Regions from separate parts of the Homo sapiens genome. Here regions 2 and 3 are each linked to region 1. The links are chromatin loops, found by intact Hi-C in ENCODE. Cell type or tissue: endothelial cell of umbilical vein. All regions are shown on one strand.

Region 1 (8,000 bases):
CAGATAAAGATATATTTTTAAAGGTTTATTTACAATTGAGTAGATGTTTGTCCCTGATTGAAGGATGAGGAAAGGGTTTCTGTACATAACAAACATAATGTTATTCCTTTTCTTTATTTTTTAATGAATGAAACAGCCTCAGAATTATACTTTGGCTATCAAATATATTCTAACATTTATTCTATAGCAGTTGGACAGTTAAATGAGCATACAAAAGTACCAGAATGTTACCAAAAATGTTCCTCTTATCAACTCCTCCATAAACTATCATCATCAACTGGTAATCATATTATTTTCTAATTATTAAACTTGTACAGTAATCAAAGGACCCCTTTGGGTATTTACATGCTCTATCTTTATTCCTCTTTCTTTTATAATCTTCTTTCTATCTCTAGCCCTCCGTGAAGCACTTTATCAGATAATAAGAAAATCACTCTCCCACATAAAATAATTATTTTTAAAAACTATGGCAAAGTTAATGATCCTTATTTGCTCTGTCAGATCCCTTACACTAGAACTATATTTTGTCTGTTTTGCACAGTACTTTTGCCAAGCACACAGGGGAGTTGAAGAGACAGTAGTTGATGGTAATTATCATGCACCCTTTGTTTGTTCACAAGGGACATTTGCTGAAGATTAAAAATAAATTCACAACTAATTGACTGTCAGCCATAAGCTATACTGCTGGGACTTCCAAACTACCAACTGAAAAGAAAACAACTGAGCAAATCTTGCCAAGGCCCAACTCAAAGATTAAAAACAGCCTCCCTATTTAACTTGCCTACAGCACAACTCATCAGATGAAAGGTAACTTCAGTAGTTCTGCAATTCCCTTCCCCAAAGAGCCCACTTTGGGAAATAAACCTTTAATTACAAATGCTATACGGCCGGGCGCGGTGGCTCACGCCTGTAATCCCAGCACTTTGGGAGGCCGAGGCGGGCGGATCACGAGGTCAGGAGATCGAGACCATCCCGGCTAAAAACGGTGAAACCCCGTCTCTACTAAAAATACAAAAAATTAGCCGGGCGTAGTGGCGGGCGCCTGTAGTCCCAGCTACTTGGGAGGCTGAGGCAGGAGAATGGCGTGAACCCGGGAGGTGGAGCTTGCAATGACCCGAGATCCCGCCACTGCACTCCAGCCTGGGCAACAGAGCGAGACTCCGTCTCAAAAAAAAAAAAAAAAAAAAAAAAAAAAATGCTATAACTGGGCCTGCTAAGCTGCCCCTTTCAAGCCACCAATGAGCAGTTATCTACTGAGCACTACCTATTTGCCTGGTACTTGTAGACTCTGAGAATACAATGATAAATAAGATATTCACAACTCTTTCCTCTGTGGTATTCAACCCCAGCAAGGAAGGAGTATAGTTAGAAACTTTACTTAGTGAAAGAAAGATGAGGAAGACAGTAATGACGCATTCCAATGGCAAACACACCTCTACTTCTTAGTTTTATTTCTTTGTCACACCTACCTCAAGTTGAAGGCAGCAATCTTTATAGTTCTATACCTCATGCATGAAAGACAATCCAGGAAACCTTAAAAATTGTCTGTCCCAATGAACCATGACCCACAATGGTATAAGAACATCGACAAAATATGAACAACAATGGTAAAATATAATCAACTCACTAATGAGTCATGTGCATGATCCGGAGGCACAGGTAAGACAAGACTGGTTTATTTAAGGGCTTAGTTCTCCTTTGGAAATGGAGCTAATCTTGTCAGAATAGCAGTTGAGCTATTCCTCTCTCCTTTCCCTATCCATCTTTCCCCCTCCCAGATCTTCTCTCTTTTTTTTCCCCCTTTGGCTTCCTATCTGCATCTACCTTCTTTCTTTCACAAAGCCTGACTCCATAGATGATGGTTGTATGATAGGCATTGTTAATGTCCACCAATTTCTAATTATTTACTTTTGGTTAGAAAGGAGATTACATTTCCATGTTCCCTTGAAGTTAGATGCTGCCATGTGACTCATTTTGCCCAAAGGCATGTGAATGACACTCTGGACTAAGGCTTCTATGGCTTGTGTTTGACTTGCCAGCTCTTTCTCATCCCCTGCTGGGGTGAACCCTGAAGCCTGACGTCATTAGATGGCAGTGTCATAAAATGACAGAGTCTCCTTCAGCCTTACTCCGTATGTGACAGTGATAAGCAAAGCTCTCCCTGACACCATGAATGAGAAATAACCTGAAATTTTAGAGTTGTTATCACAGGATAACCTACACTATTCTGACACAAGTAAAAGAAGAAAGATACTAACCAGCACATGCAGTCATAAGGATGTTGGCAACAGGATTCATTTAGCACACATTTACTGAATTGGCATGTAAGTGAAAGAATCCAACATGAGAAAATAGAGAAAAGATAAAGTTGTTGCCCTCAAAGAGAGGGCAAAAAAAGAAAAAAAATTGACAAATGTAAAAACAATTATGGTAGAATTTTACATATATATTTTTTAAATCAGTCAAATATGGTAAGGAAAAGTTTGGGAAATCTTTGTCTAAAGAGCGTGCAGCTGGAAGCTAGGAGTCCAGTCCTGCCATGTTTTTGTAAGTCATTACCATTGTTATCATCATCAACCTATTTATTATTACAGAGCATGTGTGACTTCAGGCAAGACACTAAACTCTTTTTTTGCATCTTTAAAGTAGAGGGAAAATACTATTTCTCTTTTTTAGATTACTGAAATGTGATTAATACCCAAGAGGATAGAATGTCTATGTACTCTGAATTCTTAAGACAAAACAACATCTCAGGCAGAGTGTTTAGTGAAAAGCCCCTGGCTGAGGTTTCAATACTTGTGTACAATTGAGCAAAAGTCAGAAAGCCTTGGTCTTTTTATATCTCAGCCAAAGGTGTCTACTGAGCTTTCACTGTGTGCCAGCTACCATGCCAGGCTCTAGAGATGGGCCAGTGAACAAGGCATTGTGCTTGTCTCACTCTAAAAACTGGCAGAGAACATGAACATTAAACTTTAAGTATTATGATCATTAATTGCATAATTACAAACGTTCTAAGAGCTCCACAGGATTCCACTGGACCATTTGACTGAGAGACCTAAGTGGCTTATCAGGGATGGCTGATAAACTGAGTTTGGAAGAATCTGTAAAATTAGTATCACAATGTACTTTTAAGGTGGCTATAATGGTTTTTAAAACTAAATGTAAAATTTTGGCAAATAGTTGGTTCTCAATAGATGTTAGTTATTGAACAGTGTCATAGAAATCTGTGCATATGTAATCAAAGGCAAAGTTCTAAAAGGAAAGAAAAAGGCCGCAGCTTTTACCACATATTAATCCATATGCTACTGCTATCATTATCACAATCAATATTAACACATCGCACTGAGCTGTTTCATAATTGTATTTCTATGTTTCCCCTGACAACTCTTAATTCAACCGCTAGGGAAGCCCCTGTCTTCCTGTCTGCCTTGTTTTGGTTTTGTTTCATGTACCTTTCCTGGCAACGGGGTCCATTTACTTCACTGGTTACCATAGAAGCCTGCTTGTTCTGAAGGGCAGTAAGTGTTCTAGGGAAATCAGCAAACTACAGGAAGGGAAAGACTAAAAGTCTCTTGCCCAGATTATGAGTCAACCACTAAATTCAATTCACTCTATTCCAAATTTCTTCTAGGTGGGGTCCAATCTGGGATGCAAGTGGAAGCTTAAAGGTTGTATTACTTCAATATCTGTTTTCTATAAAATCATTTTTATTTTTATTTGAAAGATTGTAAACAGTTTGAATAAGTAAGTCTCTTGATTTTACCATTTTATTTTATTTGATGACTAACTTTCTTTTATTGCTTCATAAAATGAACCTCATGGAATGTTTGCTTACTTCCCATTGCATGAGGAATAAAAAGGAATTGCTTAAGTGTGTTTGACGATCATTGTAAATAGCATATAAACAGGACTGAAAATATAGACCTGCTCAATAGTGGGCATAGATACAGTGAAAGATACTGAATATTTATATTCATGAATCACAGTAAGATTTTCAAGATGGACCTATAAAAAGAAAAAAAAAAGTTATTCATCAGTGTCTAATCCGGAGCTGAAGTTTGGCCAACATGGATTTCAATTGAGTAAATCATTTCATTCATTTGTACAAAAGGGACAACTAACATATACTTTCTCAGACACATATTATTTCATTTACCCCTCCCAATAACCCTTTGAAGTAATATTGTTATTGTCATTTTTGAATGAGGAAATTAAAATTAAAATCACAGAGAGAGAGACAGTAAGTGCTTTTTAAAAGGGCCCTTAGTCCCTCAAGAACAGAAAAATAGGAATTTTATTATTTCAGTTGTTTATGAAGTAAACTAAAATGTATATAGTTCCTAGCAACTTAGCAAAAGTATGATTTTTTAAAACATAAAGAAGAGGACAACTGTGCCATTCATTGCACCACAAAAGCAAAGTTATGTAGAGACAAGAGTACAAAAACAAGGGCCTTTGCTCTGTTGTTTGTTGAAAAGGAAGTGTCATTATATTGGTAAAAACAGCCCTGTCCTTTCATTCAATGGAAAGAAATCAGAAATCCAACCTGGAACAGGCTTGGGCTCAGTGGAAAAATCATGTCCCAGTGCAAAAGTAATGGCTGTTGTAGATTAATAACCATTTACAGCTTTTTATCTTGGTTAAACTGCTATCTTCCAGACTGTAAAAGATAACCTGGGCTTGTTGCAGAGCTTTTTAAAGAAAACACTCTGCCTCTTAGGAAATCCGTCTCCCTATGCTTTGCTCAGGAGTTTGAAGTCATTCTGTCAATATCTTGGAAATAACATTTCTGAAAAGCAGATTATTAGCCCTGAGTTACATCTTCCACCAGTGGAATATTTGCCTTGCCTAAATAGCAGGTGGGGCTTAAAAGTGAGAGAATATCTCTGTAGAGAATTTCTGAGCTTTCCATTACTGAAACACAAAGATGTATTTTAGGAAATTGCAGAACTGCTGCATCCAAATCAACTCAACACTTAATAAGAAAAGCACAGAATCTATCATTATTCCTATTAGCAATGAGTATATATGAGTGGATTTCACCTTGGAGATTCTCAGAGCAAAAAATTTACAAGCTGTTCTCTATATACAACAAGACTTTGCCCACACTAATAACTGGAGACTTCATAAACTGTAAGGCACAAAACCTATCACAGTATAGCTGGGGAGATTTTAAGATCAAATATAATTATTCAACAAGCAGAATCAAAAGACTCCATGTCTATACACACTTGGTAAACAGCCAGGATGTAAACTGTCAGCCCCAGGATTCAGTGTTTCCCTGTATCTTGCATACTCTACGCAGTTTGCTCTGAATCACTGTTTAAAAAAAAAAAAAAATTCCAATGATTCATTCTCCTCTAATCTTAGTAGAAAGCATTTCCACACCAAAGTGGACTTTATTTTTTCTTCCACTCTCAGTCAGCATGGAGTGAGACAGAAGGTCAGGAGCCTGTTTGCTAATCCTTTCTCTGCCACAAATCACAAATCACCTCTAAGACCTGGAGTAAGTAACTTCTCATCTTGGCCTTCCTGCCTTCCTTCATCTGTAGAGTGTGGGGGTTGAGCAGGAGGATTTTGAAAGCCCCTTCCAACTTGAGGATTCCGTGATAATATAAAGCTGTTCCCCGGTGTCTGGCAAAACTCCTAGTTTCTGTCTCTCTTGTTTCCTGACGTACAGTTAAATTATGGGTCCCTCAACTGAATTTCAATAAAAAAGGCTCTTACCCAGGGTTAATTGCAAGTTTTGAAAGGGGGAAGGGAAGAGCCCACATGAAGAGTTGCTGAGAGCCCAGCAATTGCTACCAGGACTAGAATCAGCATATCTGTTTTGCCAAAATTCTTCTCTGAGGTCACAAAGCCCAATCCTCTTAATAAAAGAAGCAGGTTCAGCTAGAATTTTCCCACCCAGTCTAACAATGATGGAATTTCAAGACATTGTTCAGTTGCTGTCATAGGAAATTGAAGTTTTTAGATCGAAGCTGGTATTACTAGTATCTCTTGTTGAGAGGCAAACCAGAAACAATAAACTTTTATCCAGAAAAGAAAAAGTGTTTATTTAAACCCAGAAGTATCTATTGCTGTATCTCAATATGCCCAGCCGCAGGGCCACAGTAAGAGGTTCATAGCTGAGCCCTTCCTGCTCTGCCCACATCATACCAAACATGTTAATACATACATACATACCCAATCTCATCCTAAACATAACATTTTTCTTTATGCTGCAAAAGGATTTTTATAATTTTGTTTTTGAAACTTTCATTTTGCAGTGTATTTCTATTTTGTAGCCTATAATTTTTTCCAGTTTTCAAATATTTTCATCAGCTTTTAAAAAGTTTCACGTCTATAGTGCCCAATAAATTAAAATCTCCCTGATTAACCTTACGTTCAACATTCTTCTGAAAATACACCAGACCATCAGAACTGGCCACATAGTAAAAGTCACAATCAAAGAAGCCTCTTCCAGATACCGCACAAGGCAGCTACATTCCCTGAAGCCAAACTATATTCTGGAGACTTCAACGTCAAGTAGGCTGGGTTCCAATTTGACACCAGGATCCTTAACATCTGGGAAGACCAAATTTGGGAAAAGAAACAAAAGTAATAAGTTTCCCTTCAGAATATAAGTTTGAGAACCATTCAAATATGGACTTCATACCCTTCTAGAAGCTGATTCTTCCTATCTCATTATACATTGACCTTTGAAATGGAGCTTTGCCCTGTATACTGTAGCTGTATTGAATGGTGCTTCAAGTTCCTGGGATGGGAGTTTTCAGGCAAAGCAACCTGGCACCAGGGAAGGCGGGGATTGTAAACCAGAAACTGTACTGTACTTGGTATTGGAAAAATAATCAGTCTGCCAGAACAGACATCTTCTGTATTCCGACACCTAGTATCTAATCTAGAAAACATTCTGATTGTTCTCACTCATTTTTTTCCATGACAAAACCGTTGCCTCAAGAGGGGGAAAAAAATCCCTGATAATCTTGATTACATTAAGGGGTCAAAGATCCATTTAGGACAGCTATTCTTATCCAGCGTCATTTTCAACATCAATAACATATTTCAATAAGGCTCTCTTTGAGTGTTTCAAAGCAAAATCACCTTGAGCCTTCATGCAATGGACTAAGTCAATAAAGTCCATTGAAAATTGAGATGGAAAACCTGTTTAAGAATGTGCAGTTTAGAATCACATGTGTGAGAAATTTCTTCTTAATATGTCCTGGCCCCGTGATTAATGCTACATTTTTCCCAGATCTTTCATGGCTGAGTCTTGGTTAGCACCCAAAAATGTACTATCATGCTTAGAGACCTACCCGGAGTAAGTGGGTATTCTACCCCTAACCCAAAACCAGTACACATGCCTGACAGAGGAATAGAATATGTGAAATTCACACTTTCCTGGAATATCCAAAACATATGATCTCCATGCCAGAGAAGAATCCTCTATGAAATGATATTTAGGGGACAAATGGTAAAATGCTTTCCACAGCCACATTCAGTTTCTACTGATAAATCTGCCTTCTTTTATCCAGGATGGAGGGAAATGGCAGAGAGGGGTGAGGGTACTGGGAACCAGCATTGTCAGCCTACACAACTCTTCTCTTCCAAGGAAAGAACAGCACAAACTGCAAAGAAAGGAGAGAGACTTGCGGACAAACTAATTTCAGTTTTTCACGTCTACTCACTCTTGAAATGAAAATCATAGCACATCGATCCAGTTCTGTATTTCAGAAATGTGCTGCCTGGCCTTTTCCTGAGTTGTCTATTATTCCATTAGACAAAATGATAGAAATTTCTATAATTTAAAAGTGACTGGCCCAACCTACCTTTTTTATGGTGATGGGTTTTTTTAATTCAATTGGAAGTAGTACCAGGTAAAATAGAAGCTCTTATCCCTGATTTAATAGCAAATGGATAGTAGTCTGCATATTTGTTTGGTAAGTTATTTTTTAAATATTTACACTCATACAGTCTTATGTGGGTATCACTGACTATGT
Region 2 (8,000 bases), 990 kb before region 1:
GGTGACAGAGGTTGGAAACCACATAGTCTGTTTCCTTATATCATTAAGTCCACTCTGAAATGGATGGGAGTGTGATGAAATCTTAGATTCAGTTCAGATTATTCAAGGACATAACTTTGAGTCAATAGCCAAAGCCAAACTTTTGCAGTCATACCGCATATTGTAATGCTGTCCTGGAAAAAGTGCTGAGTCTCAGTAATTGATGTCCAAAAGTTCTGTGATAAATTATTTATGTGATGAGACATTTTAAAGAGAGTAAAGAAGCAGAGTGCAAAACTGTGCTAGAATATTCACATCATTAAAACTGTTCCCTGGCCCCTTTTCCCTTTCTTCTAAGGTGAAAGTATAAAGTTCACTCTGATTGCAGAATTCTTAATTCTCTAAATTAGGAATCAGCCTTTACTAATGGAAGTAGGTAGAAATGGAAAACTGCTAGCTACTGGCAGGAGAAGAGCCCAAGAGCTGCTATGTGGCAGTCACAATTAGGAAAAAAATAAAATACAGTATAAAAGCAAAGTAATAGCACTATCTGGAGGTCTGTTGAAAGAAAATGGATATAATGAAGAATGAAAGTTAAAGGTTGAAAAGATTTGCCATGAAAGTATCACATTTCAGGGCAGGCAAAAATCTAAATAAACAATATGGATTAGATTTAGTGAGAAATAAGAACTCGTCTAAGAACACTATTATAGGTAAGATATTATAACTCCTATTTCACTAAAAGTACCATCAGATTCAGCTAGAAGTAAAGGAAAAGACAGAGAGTTTAAATGTTGGTGTACCTTAAAACATATTCACCTTGCAAAGTGAAGATAATTAGTGCTTCTTGAATTTAGCGTAGCTAAGGAATGTTACAGATGGATTGCCAAATAATTTAAATGATTTTAATAAGCAGGGATAAAATATCAAGTTTACTTATCCAGGTATATAAATTCATCTTAGTTCATCAAAGAATCTTTTCTATTCCATGATCAAATATACTACTGATTTCTAAAATTTTATATCTATATATAGAGAGATATACACACAATATGTATATATATACACAAAATAAATAATTACATACATATAATTTCATATGACATAACAGTTTCCTTTGGTGTACCTCTAGCTCTTGATTATCTATCAAGATGATTATGGCAGGGATAATCTCAAAAGGGATAGAATAATTCATATTTACCTTTACCTTACAAAGATTAACTATGCCTTCTACAGTAGACTCATTTTTTTTGTGAGAGGGTTATAGATTCTATAAGCATATACTTAACGCAGGGGACAGGCCTAATTTGAGGGGCTATTTATTCATTCATTTACCCATTGTGTCGCATGTTCCTTCTAAATGCCAGGCATTCTTCTAAATGCTATTGATACATCTAGGAGTTATATTCAAATTGTTTAACCACTGGTTCTACGGGCACCAAGTAATCAGAACAGACACTGCTCAAATAGCACCTCAGGAATAATTGTATATAAAAATACTCACTGTTACCAAGAGGTTTTCCACTTAATGGGGAAGACTGAGTTAACAGGCAGTCACTAGACAGTTTGACAACTGTTCTAATAATTGTAAACACAGCATACATAAAACTTTTTCAAATAATCCCTTAAGTTTTTCCCTATTAGACTCTTGCCTACTTTATAATCTTGATGCATTAAAATTTATGATCCAAAAGTATCTAATTAACCAAAAATTATCTTCAGAGCATGTGATTTAATTTAAAATTATACTTTGACTTTTTAGAAAGTTGATTTTGAAATTAGTAGCTTGTTTTTATAAAACAAAACATAAATTTTTCATGGCTGCTAAAGTATCCATTTCAACTTAAAGATATGTTGCATTCTTTCAAGTTCCCATATCTGCAACATAGCATGTAAAGATTATAACGTGGATCATATTTTATGTTAAATGTGCTTACAGAAAATGCAGTGATTCTCTAAGACATTTATCAAAAACATCAGAAATTCAAGTACAGTAAAATAACCCATTTTTACTTGAATGAACCAACTAAATTATTTCCCACTTTACTTGCCCTCATTTGGAGATCTTGTTATAAATTCTCAGAAACAAATAAATGAGTTTAAGGAGAAACATCTTTGTTAATTTCTGAGGCTTAATTGAGATAGAAATTCTTTTACATGTAAGAATCTTAACAATTGTACTAATTAAAACTATTATTTTTAATTGTAAAAATTGTCAAAAATATAAGTTTTATACTCATAATCAGATGGATATCTATTTTGTAAAAAATTCTATATTCAAAAATCTCTCTGGATATGGAGAAAGTCATTAAAATCAAGCCCTAATGAATAAACAAAAGCTACATGCAGTTCTGTGTTAGAAATAACAATAAAATTGTGCACAAGCACACTTTCTAGGTCTACAGGGTAGTCTATTTTTCCTAGGTGGCCCACCACATTTGCTGAAATATGACACAGTTTTGCATATTTTTTTCCTTAAATACATACGCCATTAGATATTACGCAGCATATGTGGTGCATTGCAGATGTTGCATTAACTCTTGTTAATTTCCCCTAGGTGGCGATCTTTTCAAAGAAGCTGTACAGGCTCTTCCATGTAAGAAAATTGAGTTAATATAAATGTATATATACCCCACTCTAGCTATTAATAATACTACCTTCATCTACACAGAAGGGAAATACAATTTTTTGGTGGGGACACAATATAAATTTAAAGCCTCTTCTCAAAAACCTTACAAAACTGGATATATAGATATTATCTACTTTAAGAACTTAAATGTCTGTTGGAGAAAAGATATTTCAAAAATGTTAGTTCTGGGATATTGGTTAATTATGGATGTAGCATGATAAATCATACTAAAATTTTAGTTTCTGGACTCATTGCTTACAGCTTTTTTTCCTAAAACTCCAACATTGTTGTTTAATGAAATAACAATGGGTTTCATCCACCTCTTTAGAGTTATAATTGTTGTTGCTGTTTTTCATGCTGTTCATAGCTGCTCTTTTGTGACAGCTCCTTTAGGTGGGGTACCCCACTGGTGAATGAAACAGGTGACTAGGCAAGGTTAAGCCCGCTTACATCTTAGCCCATTCCGTAATATATTGAAAGACAGGAGGAGACATTAAAATAGAAAAACAGACTACTTAGATGTAGATAAATGATATGGAGCAGAAAATATTCTAAAATTCAGAAGAAAAAGACCTTTCTTCCTATTCAAGGAGTCTACTTACTTCTATATTTATATAGAACATATAAACCTTCTGAGACACTCACCTATACACACTTGACATTTGTATATATAAACTTAGCCTTCCTCTGCTTTGGAACATCACCTCTTGCTTTTGCTTCATTTGTTATTTTAAATTTTCCCTTGCTCCACCCTAAGGCTTTAACTGTCAAGAGATGTGAGGCTGGCAGTGATGACGCATGACTGCAGCTTCCTTCTCCTAAATGCAGCCACAGAGCAATCAAAGCATCCCATAAGCCTTCAAAAAAAAAAAAGGGTATAGAATTAAAATAACGATATTTGCTATTTGCAAAGAAACTTTATATTAATTATGTACTTTGACATTTGCAACAGCCCTGAGCAGTCAAAAAGCAGGAATCATCATCATCCCCATTTTACAGATAAACCTGAGAAGAATTAAGGTCTTTCATTAGAGTTAAAAAGTTGGCCACTGGAAACCCAAGACTCAAAGAATTTTCTGATTCCTTTGTAAGTTCACTAATGTTTTGGCTGTAACCAGCTCTTCACAATTAGACTCATACTATGTCTCCACTGCCTTCCCTTGGCTTCGTCCTGCTCACAAATAACATGAGTTTACTCCTGTATTCACTATGAGGAGTGGTTTCAAATTTGAAGTGAAGTGTCTAAATAGCCCCTGGGAAAGGATTTATTGAAGCAACTTATAAGAACCTCTCAACTCTATGTTTGGTACCCTGAGCAGAGGCCATGGGCAATAGAATTAAGCACTGGAGTTCAGTGTACTTACTAAAATTTTGGCCAGAGTTCCATTTGGATCTTTGACAGACTAACTTCCTGTATCTTGCAAACTTACCCTTGGCCACTTTTCAAAATGTTAAGTTCATCAGCTCCATTATCTCAATGTATGAATCCATCCTCCCATAAAGTCTTGTTGATGTTCCTTTTTCCCAACTCTTCACCATTGCCTGCCTTCTCTACTCTTTCCACTGTGACCTTTGGAAACCTCCAATCAGAACCAGCTGCAAAATTTGTGGAGCCCAGCGCAAAATGTCAATGCAAGCCTCTTTGTACAAAAAGTAGGCCAAAAAAAAAAAAAAAAAATTCACTTTCCTCCTGTGATTTATCTCTAAACCAGTTATGTGGCATTTTTGTTCTTTTGTTTTGTTATTTAATCTCATGCTCTTTGGGGCATGGAAATACATGCGAGGCAAGTGCAAACCCTCACAGGTACCTGGGTCCTGCCCACAACTCAAACTGTGGGGCTCATACACCTGATCTTGTCCCTTCCCAGACCCATGCTTAGGCCTCCACCATGGGTAGCAGTGGTCACTGGGCAGGTGAGGGGGAGCAGATAGCTGTGATTCTGTCCTGAGAAGGTGAGGAGGTGGGAAAGCAGTGGAAAGGCAGTACCACAGGTGAGCCAAGATTCCAAGCTCTGGCACATCCACTAATATTCCATCAGATTCCATTTACAGAACACAAATTCCAAGATAATCTTGTTAAGAATTTCAAGATATGTCCACAGAGCATTAAGCCCCAAAAGCAGGGTCCCTTTTTTAGAGTGAGGCTCTATTTCAGGGCACTGAGAGCAGTCAAGAAATTGTGCCTGCCGCCTCCACAATAAATGGCTTTCCCCACATTCTCAACCATTTTACAGATCAGATCTCTGTCTTACTGAAATCTGGTGCTCCTCAGAGGTATTTGGTTCCTAGGAATCTGCCGGAGCGTGCATTGCTTCTTCTCTCATGCTCATGGGAACTGGAGGAAAGGGAAGCAGGAAGAATTTTCAACTTCACAATGCTGACTCACTTATAAAGCATTACTCTTTCGACCTAATGTCAACGAGGTGCATATCCTGACTTGTGGTTCCACTACACTCTACGACTTTTCATCAGTCAGCCTCCTGTATTCTATTCCCCCTTTCACTGATTATTTCTTTGCCTCTAGAGTACAATCTTCTTCTCACCCTCAAACCTTGCCATCCTCCAGCTATGTTGAAAATCCATGCAACAATCTCTGTCATGGGCCTTTGACCGCAGCCCCATTGCTCTTCAACTCCACTTTAATAACTTAATTTTGAAGTTATATCTTGCACCTTGACATAGCCAAGAGGCACTAGAACTAGGAAATCTTACATTTTAACCTCCTGTTCTTTGACAATTTTCCCCTGTTGTGTTCTCTAACCCTTTACTGTCCTAAAGACTGACACAACATTTTAGGGGAGAGAAAAAGATTATTTGGATGCAATAGAGATAGGATTTTATTTTCTCTCAAGGATTTTAAATCATCACATATCAAATGCCCAATGTCATATGTTTTGTATCTTTGTAGTAGATTTCATGTATGTTTGATAGTATTATCACATTTCCAACAATTTTATATGCATACTACTGACACACACACATGCACACACACTTTGATTCTGGAAATTTAAGGTGAAGGAGCACAGGCTTTCTTTCCACTCTCCATCCTGCTAACTCTCCAGATAAGTTAATTACAAATTTTCTTTGAAATTGAAATTGTTAAGAGTCTCAGACCCTCCAGAACTCATTTTTATTTCACTCTGCCAAATTTTTCTGGCTTCACTGTAATCAGTAATGTATACATTTCACAATCTTACTCGAATTGCTTTCTTAAAAATATATTATCTCTTGTCTTTCAAAATATCTTATCTCTTCTCTTTCCATTGAACTGGCCCAGGAAACCATAAACTCGAAGTCAATAATAATGACAAAAAATAGTACCAAACATTGCATGTTTCATGTGTTTTATCTTGGTTTTATCTGATTTAATCTTCACAGTGATCTTATGAGGTGAATGCAGTTATCCCCAATTTACATATAAGGTAATTGTGCATTAACAAATTTCAATGACTTGTTTGTGTTACTTTTGAAGTTAGGATTTGTGACTCTCAAACTTTAGTATGTGAAAATACCATCTAAGAATTTAAAAGTGATCTAGAAGTGATCATGGCAGACAGGAGGAAGGACTAGATTATAGCTCAGGACAGAGCAGCTTGTGGAAACTCACTTTATGAATTTTAGCTCCAGATCAACTGTGAGAACAAACCAGCAATCCCGAGAGGACCCACAGACCCTCTGAATGAAGCAGACTGCTCCTGCAGGACCTGTGAAACACCCCGAATATTGTGAAGGCCCCAACTGCAGAACTGCGAAAGGGAGACCCTTCTCTCCCAAACACACACCCCCACTGGAGAAGCTGAAGGTCCATTTGCAGGACAAGTTTCTGACTTTACCTGCAGCTGAGTCAATTTAGAGAGCTGAGTGAAATACAGGGGTAGAAGAAGCAGCAGAAAGGCCCTGGGAGCTTGCTGCATCCCCTAGCAGGCCATTCCTGCCTGGCACTGCAGGGATCCATAGGGAGGGTGACCAGAGGAGCAGGGGGTAAAACTCCACAGAGAGAAAGAATTCTCTAGCTGAAATTTGTAACAATTTGAACAGGGTGAGAAGCCTTCTGGCCAGAACTTGGGGGAGGGCACATATCTGGTGTGCAGACTCCACAGGCATGGGAAGAACCAAGCCCTTTTCTTTCACAGCTGGGAGGCAGGTAGCCTCAGGCAAGTTTTCAAGCCCAACTTGCTCTCCGCCTGGAAACAGACTTGGGTCCATTGTGCGGGGGCACGGTGGGAGTGAGAGAGGCCCTTTGGTTTGTGTGGGAGCTGGGTAAGGCCTGCAACTGCTGGCTTTTCCCCACTTCCTGGAAAACCTGCATGACTCAGCAGAGGCTGCCATAATCCTTCTAGGTACACAACTTCAGTGACCTGGGAATCTCACCCCCTTCCCCAACAGCAGCTGCAGCAAGAGCCACCCAAGGAAAGTCTGAGCTCAGACACACCTAGCCCTGCCCCTACCTGATGGTCCTTCCCTATCCACCTTAGTAGCAGAAGAAAAAGAGCATATAATCTCAGGAGTTATAGGGCCCCGCCCACTGCTGGTACCTCTCCACATTACTACAGCTGATGCTTTCTGGAAAGCGCCACCCCCTGGCAGGAGGCCAAGCAACACAAAAAAAGAGAATTCAACCACCAAACCTAAGAACACTCAGAGTTCATTGCACCCCACCACCACCTCCACTGGAGCAGGCACTGGTATCCACAGCTGAGAGACCCATAGATGGTTCACATCACAGAACTCTGCAGACAGCCCCCAGTACCAGCCCAGAGCCAGGATCTCTGGGTGGCTAGACCCAGAAAAGACACAACAATCACTGTAGTTTGGCTCACAGGAGGTCACATCCACAGGATAAAGGGGAGAGTACTACATCAAGGGAACACCCCATGGGACAAAAGAATCTGAACAACAGCCTTCAGCCCTAGACCTTCCCTCCAACAGAGCCTACCCAAATGAAAAGGAACCAGAAAACCAAGCCTGGTAATATGACAAAACAAAGCTTCTTGACACCCCCCAAAAATCACACTAGTTCACCAGCAATGGATCCAAACCAAGAAGAAATCCCTGATTTACCTGAAAAAGAATTCAGGAGGTTAGTTATTAAGCTCATCAGGGAAGGATGAGAGAAAGATAAAGCCCAAAGCAAGGAAATAAAAAAAAAAAATGATATAAGAAGTGAAGGGAGAGATATTCAAGGAAATAGATAGCTTAAAGAAAAAACAATTAAAAATACAGGAAACTTTGGACACACTCTTAGAAATGTGAAATGCTCTGGAAAGTCTCAGCAATAGAATTGAACAAGTAGAGGAAAGAAATTCAGAGCTCGAAGACGAAGTATTCAAATTAACCCAATCCAACAAAGACAAAGAAAAAATAATGAGAAAATATGAACAAAGTCTCCAAT
Region 3 (8,000 bases), 300 kb before region 1:
TTACATCCTATTTACAAATAGGAAATTGAATAGTGGAGACAAGCAACTTTGATAAAGTCATACAACTACTCCGTGGTGGAGTAATAATGGGTCCCAGCAGTCTGGCTTCAGAAGCAAGGCATTTAACCCCCGTGCCACATCATTAAGTATCAAGCAGAGTGTTAAAATGGACTGATATAAAAGAGAGGGACTTACCAGACAGCTACTTTAGATTTGTAGATCAAGAAAAGCCTTTCTCTGGAGGTGATATTTAAGCTGAGATCTAAAGGACACAACTATGCAAAAACTAGAATAACATAGTAGGCAAAGGGAAAAACTAATGTAAAGGACTAAAGTTGGAAAGAGCTTGGCTTGTTAGGGACCTGGTGACCAGCATGGCTGTAGCTTGATGGGAGGGTGAGAGGGTTAGAATTACAAAATGACATTGAAGAGGAAAGCATAGGCCACATTCTCTCTGGGCTTCTCATGTAAGGAAATGAAGCTTAGACTTTATTTCATTTGGGAGCCACTGGAGGGTTATAGATTGAAGGGTGCCATAATTGGATTTGCATTCCAAAAACTTTGTAACCACATTTACCTGGGCCCTTTATAAACTGACCTTAATGTACATTTCTAGATTCCTCTATTGTTTTTTTTCCTTCATACATTTTGTCTTGTAACTCCAGTATTCCAGTACCTAGTGTTGTGCTGGAAAACCAACTCTGTGGAAACAAAACCCTGTTTTGTAGCTGTAGCCAATTTCGGTGGTGTAAATACTTCCACGATAGCTCATTTCAAGCTATCAACAATTTAACAGCTAACTTGCAAAATTCCTGAATATTTAACAATCAGCTCTTGAGAGTCCATTTCAGCAGGACTCAACCCAAATATCTTGACCTTCTGAAGCTCAACAGGTCTTTACATGACATGCCTTTCAGTATCCTGTGTTTTTTGCCTGCAAAACCTAGCCATTATAGAGCTGATGGTTATAAAAACAGAATCTTTGGATTCAGATGGACATGGATTCGAACTTCAGCTTTGTAAATCAGTCATGTGATCTTAGGAAAAGGCCCTAACTCTCTAAACCTCTGTTATCCCATTTATAATATAGGAGTGGTAACAGTTCCTACTTCAGGGTGTTGTTACACAAGAATCAAATAATATTTAAGAAGCATTCAGCAGAGTACTTGAGATATTATTTTATGTACTTCATAAGAACCTTATTTTACTCATCTACTCACTTCTATTAGGAGTTGGGGAAAGCTGTGAAGTTTGTAAAGTTTACCTTTTGGTAGCCTGTCTTTCAAGAAGTAGGACTCCTGCCTGAGACAGAGATACCTCTATGATGCCTTCTGGGATCCACACAAGAATCTTTGCCTTTCGTGTGGAAAATAATTACTAAATGATAGAAGATATATTTGATATATTATATAAGATAAATTTGATATATTACATAAGGTAAATAATGGCTTAAAGTATGAGCATTTATTTTATAATAGAGTTTTTTGATGAAAGACTTTATGACTCCAGCAGTAGACATTTCTTGCCACTGGATTTTATCCTGCTATCCTGCTATAAAAAATTTTGTGATTTTTTTTTTTCTTACAAGCAACCACTTGAGCTAAGTAACTAAGTCTTAGCCTCCTCCTGTTGGTTTTTATTCACTGGAATCCTATAGACACTTCATCTTAATGTTTAGTTGTATTACCATGAAAAAATAGCTTCATTCGTTGACAACTAAAGGTGTTGGTTCTCATGACAGCTTTATTCTATCTTTGTGACCTTGTTTAACTTCCAAACTCTCTGAGACTTCCCACATTGGAATGAATTCAGAGTCTATATCTGCTCTAAAATTCAATGGTTATATATTTTAAAATATTTATAAACCCCGAAAACACCTCCAAAGCCAACAGGAAAAAATACATTTGGCACTATTCTTGTGAGATTACTATAAACTGAGGCCTCTACAGCAAATCAAAGGAGAGTATTGAGGCAATTGTATGAATAATTAAAAAGCAAATTAAAATAAAGCAAAACAAGAGCTTGCATTTCTAAAGGTATCAGAATTCATGTAATTTATAGTCTTCTTTAGAAATCACTAGAACTACAGTGTGTTCTGTACTCATGTTTAGGAAATCATCAAAGTGGCATTTTCCTTTAAATTCAGGTTTTTAGGGGAGATCCTATATCAAAATCTTGCTTACAGAAATAGGACAATATCAAGTCAAATGTGTATAAAAGCAATCCAGGTCTACTTGTTAATTTACTAGTCAAATTTTGAAAGATATTTAAGAATACTAGAAATAAATCCATCAGATCAGATGACTGTATTCTATCATTCCTTTAAATGTATTCTGCCCTTGGCCAGGTATGGTGACTCATGCCTGTAATCCTAGTACTTTGGGAGGCTGAGGCAGGAGGATCACTTGAGGACAAGAATTCAAGACCAGCCTGGACAACAAAGTAAGACCCTGTCTCTACAAAAATTTAAAAAATAAAATAAATAAACTGTTAAAAATGTATTGTATTCTAATCAGTGTATTTATGAATCTAAAACCTCATACAAGTGCCTGCCTTAAAGTATGCATCCAATGTACCCCAATATTTTTAACTCAAAGATTGACATTGCAATGTTCTAAATTATCTCTATATATTGCCAACACATTTAGTTAGAGAAGCTGTAAGTTAGTTCCTGAAAGGGAATATGCAGGGTATAATGTTCCCTGTGCAGTGTAACCAATAGGCCAGTGGTATTTGAACTGCTATAGTGGTTTTATATCTCTCTTCAGCAAAGCAGGGCTTGAATCCAGAAAGAGATTGCAGCTTACTATTAAGTATTTTATACCAGCTGGTGAAATATCCATGACCAGGATCAAAGGAATTTTATACTTGCATATATTTCAGATGGCAATAAGTAATAAGCCCCCAACATTGCTTGTTATCTCCAATTGCTAACCCAGAAATAAATTATAAAATATATTTTCTGGCATGTTTCACAGCTCTGGCGATTAGCAAATCTGCATTATGGAACATGTGCAATTTAAATTATCAATCACATTTTTCTTTATTGGGCCTTGCACATCTATGATTAGTTCAAGAATAAGAACCATCAAAATTGAAAGAGAATTTTAAAATGTATAGAGTTTAAAATCCTGCATATTGAAAAGTACATGCCCATAAAGCAGGGACAAATGATTTAATAAATCCCCCATCCATATTTTTTCACTTGCATTATTTCCCTTATTCTGTAATTCCTAAAAGATGAAAATTATCTTTTAGATTCTCTGAAACTTGCAACATCTCCCAGGACAGCATCTTCACAGTCCCAGCTGACTCTTATATGTTGATTTTAGAGTTAGTTCATTAATTAAGCACTAGTCTCATCTGAAGTGCACAGCAATTAGGATGCCAAGGACCGCTTTATGGAGATGCAAGTGCATGAGTACATCTGTAACATATTCTTGTCTGGATTCCTGAAAAGTCTAGAATCTTCTTTAAAAAGAAAAACATTTTTTTTCTCACATTGTTGCCTTGATGCTCTATTGATCAACCAAGACAATTAAATGATTCATGTTGCTGGAAAAAAACTCTGCTAAATATGGCTGGCTGCTTTTCTATCCAGAAAAGTCCACAGAGGCCATGAAAGGCTGCTCTGATATATCCAGGCACTTTTCCACGAGAGGGTGAGAAAACTCCACCCATCTCATAGAAATGCTTAACTTGGCCTTGGGGTGGCACTGGACCCCAGATGGATTTAGCAATGAGACCAGAATAGCCACCACAAGCCTTTGAACAGGCCCCAGCTGTACCTGTTGCCACGGGTGAACCGGAAAACCCACATGACTGAGGTCTTCCGGTGGTTTGACATGCTCTCCTCAGGCTTTACTGGAGAGGTGTGACTCAGCTGTGAGCCACGGCCAGGCCTTCCTCAATCCTAAGGGAAGAATCAAAGAGAGAGAACTGAATGTTTGCTAACGCAACTGCCATCTGCCACCGTTAAGTCTTATGGTGACAGAGTGCACGTTAATGCCAGATAGACTGAGAACACACACCATCTGTTCATTGCCCTGAAATAAAATTAACTAGGTCATCTGGATTTGGAAGCCTATCTGGAATTGTTGACATCTATTCCCAACCTTGAGGATGGAAACTTTTCCCCTTCTTACATCATTCAAATTACCCAGATAAATATTTTCACTCTAATCCTCCTAGCGGAGAAAGTAAATAGATAATATATTGATAACAATTTACGTGTTACCAACGAATAAAGGATTTTCTAGCCCCTACATTATTATATTTGTAAGCAATTAATATTAAAAATTGCTATCCAACTGAATCCTTTCTACAAGGAAAAATGTATAATAAATTTAATTTCAAGAAGAATGTGCAAACTCTGCGTGGCCTTCAGTCTTTGTTGACGAGCTAACGAGATGCAAATTTCTTGGCTTCCAGGCATTCAGACTAAAAAGGAGAAGTAAAGAGCTATGAAACATTTTGCTGCTGTTTACTAAAAGATGATAGGACTGTGGCAACTAAATCTTGGAAATGACTGAAGGAGTGGTAAAAATATTTTTTTCTTCAAAAGAGTGGTGCAAAAAAGCTCTAATTCCATTTCTGCACAGAAAAACCTGCCTCTGATCTCCCTACTCAGTATCTCACCTTCCAATCAACCCCTCTTATTCTGTTCTCATATTTTTCAGTCTAGTATTGGTCCCGGTCAGTACTGGTGTAGTAGTGAATTTCAGATGGAAAGACGATACAGGAAAGAAAATAGAATAAATTATTACTTTTAGTTCTTTATGTTAGCACTTAACGGAAATACAGCTTTCTTAAAGAATGCTCTTTGAAAGTTTCTATTTCCAAGAGTCAATCTAAATTAAATTACAAGAGAAGTTACTGCTTTTAAGAGTTATGGGTATCAATAACAGGAAATAACACAGTTCATTTAGACAAACTATAATGTGCTGGCTTGAAATAAATCTAGTGAAGCTATCCTTAGGTCCCAAGAGAGTCAAGTTTTAAAATGACCTTCCCTGAGCTGGATTATTGACTAACCTCTGTTACTGGCAATATCTGGGAGCAGAAATTTCTCTAGCCTCTGCTTATGCCTTAAATTTTTAGTAATTTGAAGAGAATATGTCCTCAGCCAATTCCTAAATTCATAATGAGTGATTATATGTTTACCATTAAATTTAAAGTTTTGAAAAAGCAAGGAGATATACAGTGTAATGCCTTGTGTTTATATCTAGTTAGATAAATAAGATATAAAAACTATGCATAAAAATATGACAAAAATACCAAATTATGTGAAATGTGCCAAAGAAAAGGCACCCTGACTCTGCAATCTAAAGTAGGCCCCCAATATTCTTTCACAGGGTACCTTATATTTCCCCTTCATAGCTTCAACCACTGTCTATATAGTATTTATTTCTAGTTTCTCTGAATATATGTGTCCCTACCTCACACTCATTCCTAGCTTCTTGAGGATAGGTACTATATAGGATTGTATTCATTGCTTAATTCTATTGCCTTAAACAGTGGCTGAAATATGGTGAGTGTTCTATATTTGGTGAAACAATTTTTGAAATACACCATATTCATGGTCTAGTGGGATATAATAAAACTTAAACAGATTATAGTAACTTCCCCTCCTTCACTGACTTATTTATTTATTCAACAAGTTTGTTGAGCAGATGCTATGTCAATCTTGCCTTTAGTGATATAGATATATATTATGAATAAAATGCATAAAACTACTTGCCACGTGGATCTCACAGTGGAGAAGATCATTATTAATCAGACTCTAAAAGTACATAATTATAGGTAAACATATAATTTGTAAAATGTAATGGTATTAAGGACTAAAATAATAACGGAGATTTGACATACTCTTAGGGATTAGGGAATGGAGAAGGAATACATGCATGTAAATAAGCAAGGAAATTATGATTTTTAGGAATAAGAGACCAACTGAGAAGAAACAACATGTGTTTCATCCAAGTTTCACAGAGAAGTAGAGCTGGTTTTGGGTGTTAATTCCTCTTGTCCTTCACAGCACAATTATGTACAAGCACAGAGGCATTTAATGGTGCTTGAAGTTAATAGGCGAACAGTTGAATGTTGTAATTCTCAAGATGTATCGTTTTCAAATAACTTGAGCATTAGGTCTTTCAATTTTTAAATTTTACTTTTTAAAATTTGTTATTTTTCTAATTAAATATATTTACATTATGTCATGTTCATTTTTGCAACCATTCAATATAGCATAGATTATACTTTGGATGCTTAAGAAGAATCAAGAGTCAAAATTTCTTTAAGAAATTAATTTTATATCTCTTTTTAAAACTGCAGAAATAAAAGCAACCACAAAATAGACTGCAGGAAGGAAAGTAAAATTAACAGAATCATATTGTTTCTAAATAAACTACTGTTAAAGATTTTTCCAGAAGAGAATCTCACTCTTTAAAAAAATTATCATGTAGAGATAATGGTAGAATTTTATTCCATGAATGATATGTTTATTTATTACATATTCATTAAATATTTAGTAGAGGGGATTAAATTGGGAAATATTTCCATTTAAAAGCTACTTATTTATAGAGTTACTATTATTGTTTCAAAAGGCAGCATGTCAAAAATTACAGCAAAAAAAAAAATGAGTATGTTTATTTGGAAGCCAGAACCACACACTATCAAAGCCAATAAAATTGGGCAATGACCACAAACTCAGTTTCAAAGCTGAGATTCTGAGTGCTTGGGTTGTGGCAGTTATGATTTCCTGAATAAGACTTTGTGCTGGGTCCAGAATTCACTCTCTCTGACCTTCAGCCAAGAAAGGAAGTAGCGTGGGTGACCACGTTCAACACTTGCTCTGGGGATTTCTTTCTAGCCAAAGCTAAAAGGAGGCTATAACTGGGTAGCCAGGCCTGTCCTTAGCACATTCTGTATTTAGATGGCTTACTTAAACCCATTAGCAGCAATATGACCCTGCCCTATGCCCCTACAGACTTCCGAAAAGAAAAAAAAAAATAACATTGGGGCAGGGTGTTGGCTATGGAGCCAACACAAAGAGGGATGAAGAGGGGAAGAGAGAGAGGAAGGAAGAGAGGCCTTATTTATGTCTATGGGATTAGGAATCAAATAGACCAGAATTAAAACTCCAGCTCTTCTGTTTACTAGTGGTTTACTTCTAGTTAAATTGCATGCCCAGTCTGAACTTCAAGTTTTTAGTTGCGGAAAGTGTATACAGCAGTCACTACTTTAGAAAGTGGTTTTCAGTACCTGGCAGAGAGGAAACACTCAATAAATCGTCGTTTTTGTTAATGCTGTTATTATTGCTTTTGTTATGTCATCTACAGTAGGGGGAACAGGGATAAAATGCTGTTTCTCGGGAGGCTTCAAACATGCCATTGTGTGTTTGTGTGTGTGCCGCCTCTAAACCACCAGTATTCACCTCAATCAACCCTCCCCAATTTTAATTTGGATCCTTCAGGTAAAAAGCAAAGGAGCTATTCAGCACAGGAAAGGTTGAGCAATCTGCCCTAGGACTAATCTTCCCAACAGGCACTCCCATAGATGAACTGTTTCCCATCAGATAGTTGCCAGGCATGCCCCGAACGTTTTTATTTCTTAAAGTAATTTGAGTAGGTTCCTCGGGGGAGACACATTTTTAAAAAACCTTTTTTAACTAAGGCAATCCTTGCTCTCGAGCTAGTTTTAATACACCTTTGTAAAGAGCTCTTAAAAGCTCTAACCAGTTCATCAGAACGAAGATAAGTGCAGCTTAAACACATCATACCAAATAAATAAATAAAAGTAACATAAACAGAGAAAAAAAACAAGTTCTTAACAGTGCAACTTGAAAATTAATTATAGCACAACATAGAAAATAAAAATAACCTGGATACACAATTTCCTTCCAAAATAAAATTTTGCATATTGGACACAAAGTCACATGCTTCTGAGAATTGGGGGAGTTTTATTATTTCCTATGAAATTGACAAGATACAACAAGATATTTG

What was found. A loop is a pair of places that touch in the nucleus more often than their neighbours do. Peaks named below come from ENCODE experiments on the same cell type or tissue, not always from the same donor. Only the 100,000 strongest peaks of a DNase experiment are listed, where the experiment ranks them.
Region 2: it touches region 1 in a loop (4-fold over the local background); 2 of 110 quality-filtered maps call a loop at or near these places.
Region 3: a loop joins it to region 1, with 16 times the contacts of the local background. A loop is called at or near these places in 3 of 110 quality-filtered maps.

What each region holds. Positions count from the first base shown.
Region 1 is chr12:89,945,480-89,953,479 of GRCh38, reverse strand. LINC02399 (long intergenic non-protein coding RNA 2399) reads right to left here and starts at 5,787. Exons shown (of 3, transcript NR_135019.1): 1 at 5,728-5,787; 2 at 5,232-5,319; 3 at 3,754-4,005. All of the region lies in intron 6 of LOC105369890 (a long non-coding RNA gene), which reads right to left. In endothelial cell of umbilical vein, a CTCF peak has its summit at 3,418; DNase peaks (open chromatin) are centred at 3,479, 4,519 and 5,509; H3K27ac peaks cover 3,696 bases.
Region 2 is chr12:90,935,614-90,943,613 of GRCh38, reverse strand. It overlaps LINC00615 (long intergenic non-protein coding RNA 615), which reads right to left. Exons shown (of 5, transcript NR_038868.1): 2 at 4,861-4,943; 3 at 3,254-3,465. Among named protein-coding and RNA genes, the nearest start is that of CCER1, 16 kb to the left of the region's middle. In endothelial cell of umbilical vein, a CTCF peak has its summit at 2,523 (motif pointing right); DNase peaks (open chromatin) are centred at 2,553 and 4,983; H3K27ac peaks cover 253 bases.
Region 3 is chr12:90,249,769-90,257,768 of GRCh38, reverse strand. It overlaps LOC105369892 (a long non-coding RNA gene), which reads right to left and starts at 3,944. Exons shown (of 3, transcript XR_945183.1): 1 at 3,789-3,944; 2 at 1,265-1,377. In endothelial cell of umbilical vein, a CTCF peak has its summit at 3,731; DNase peaks (open chromatin) are centred at 3,908 and 6,798; H3K27ac peaks cover 683 bases.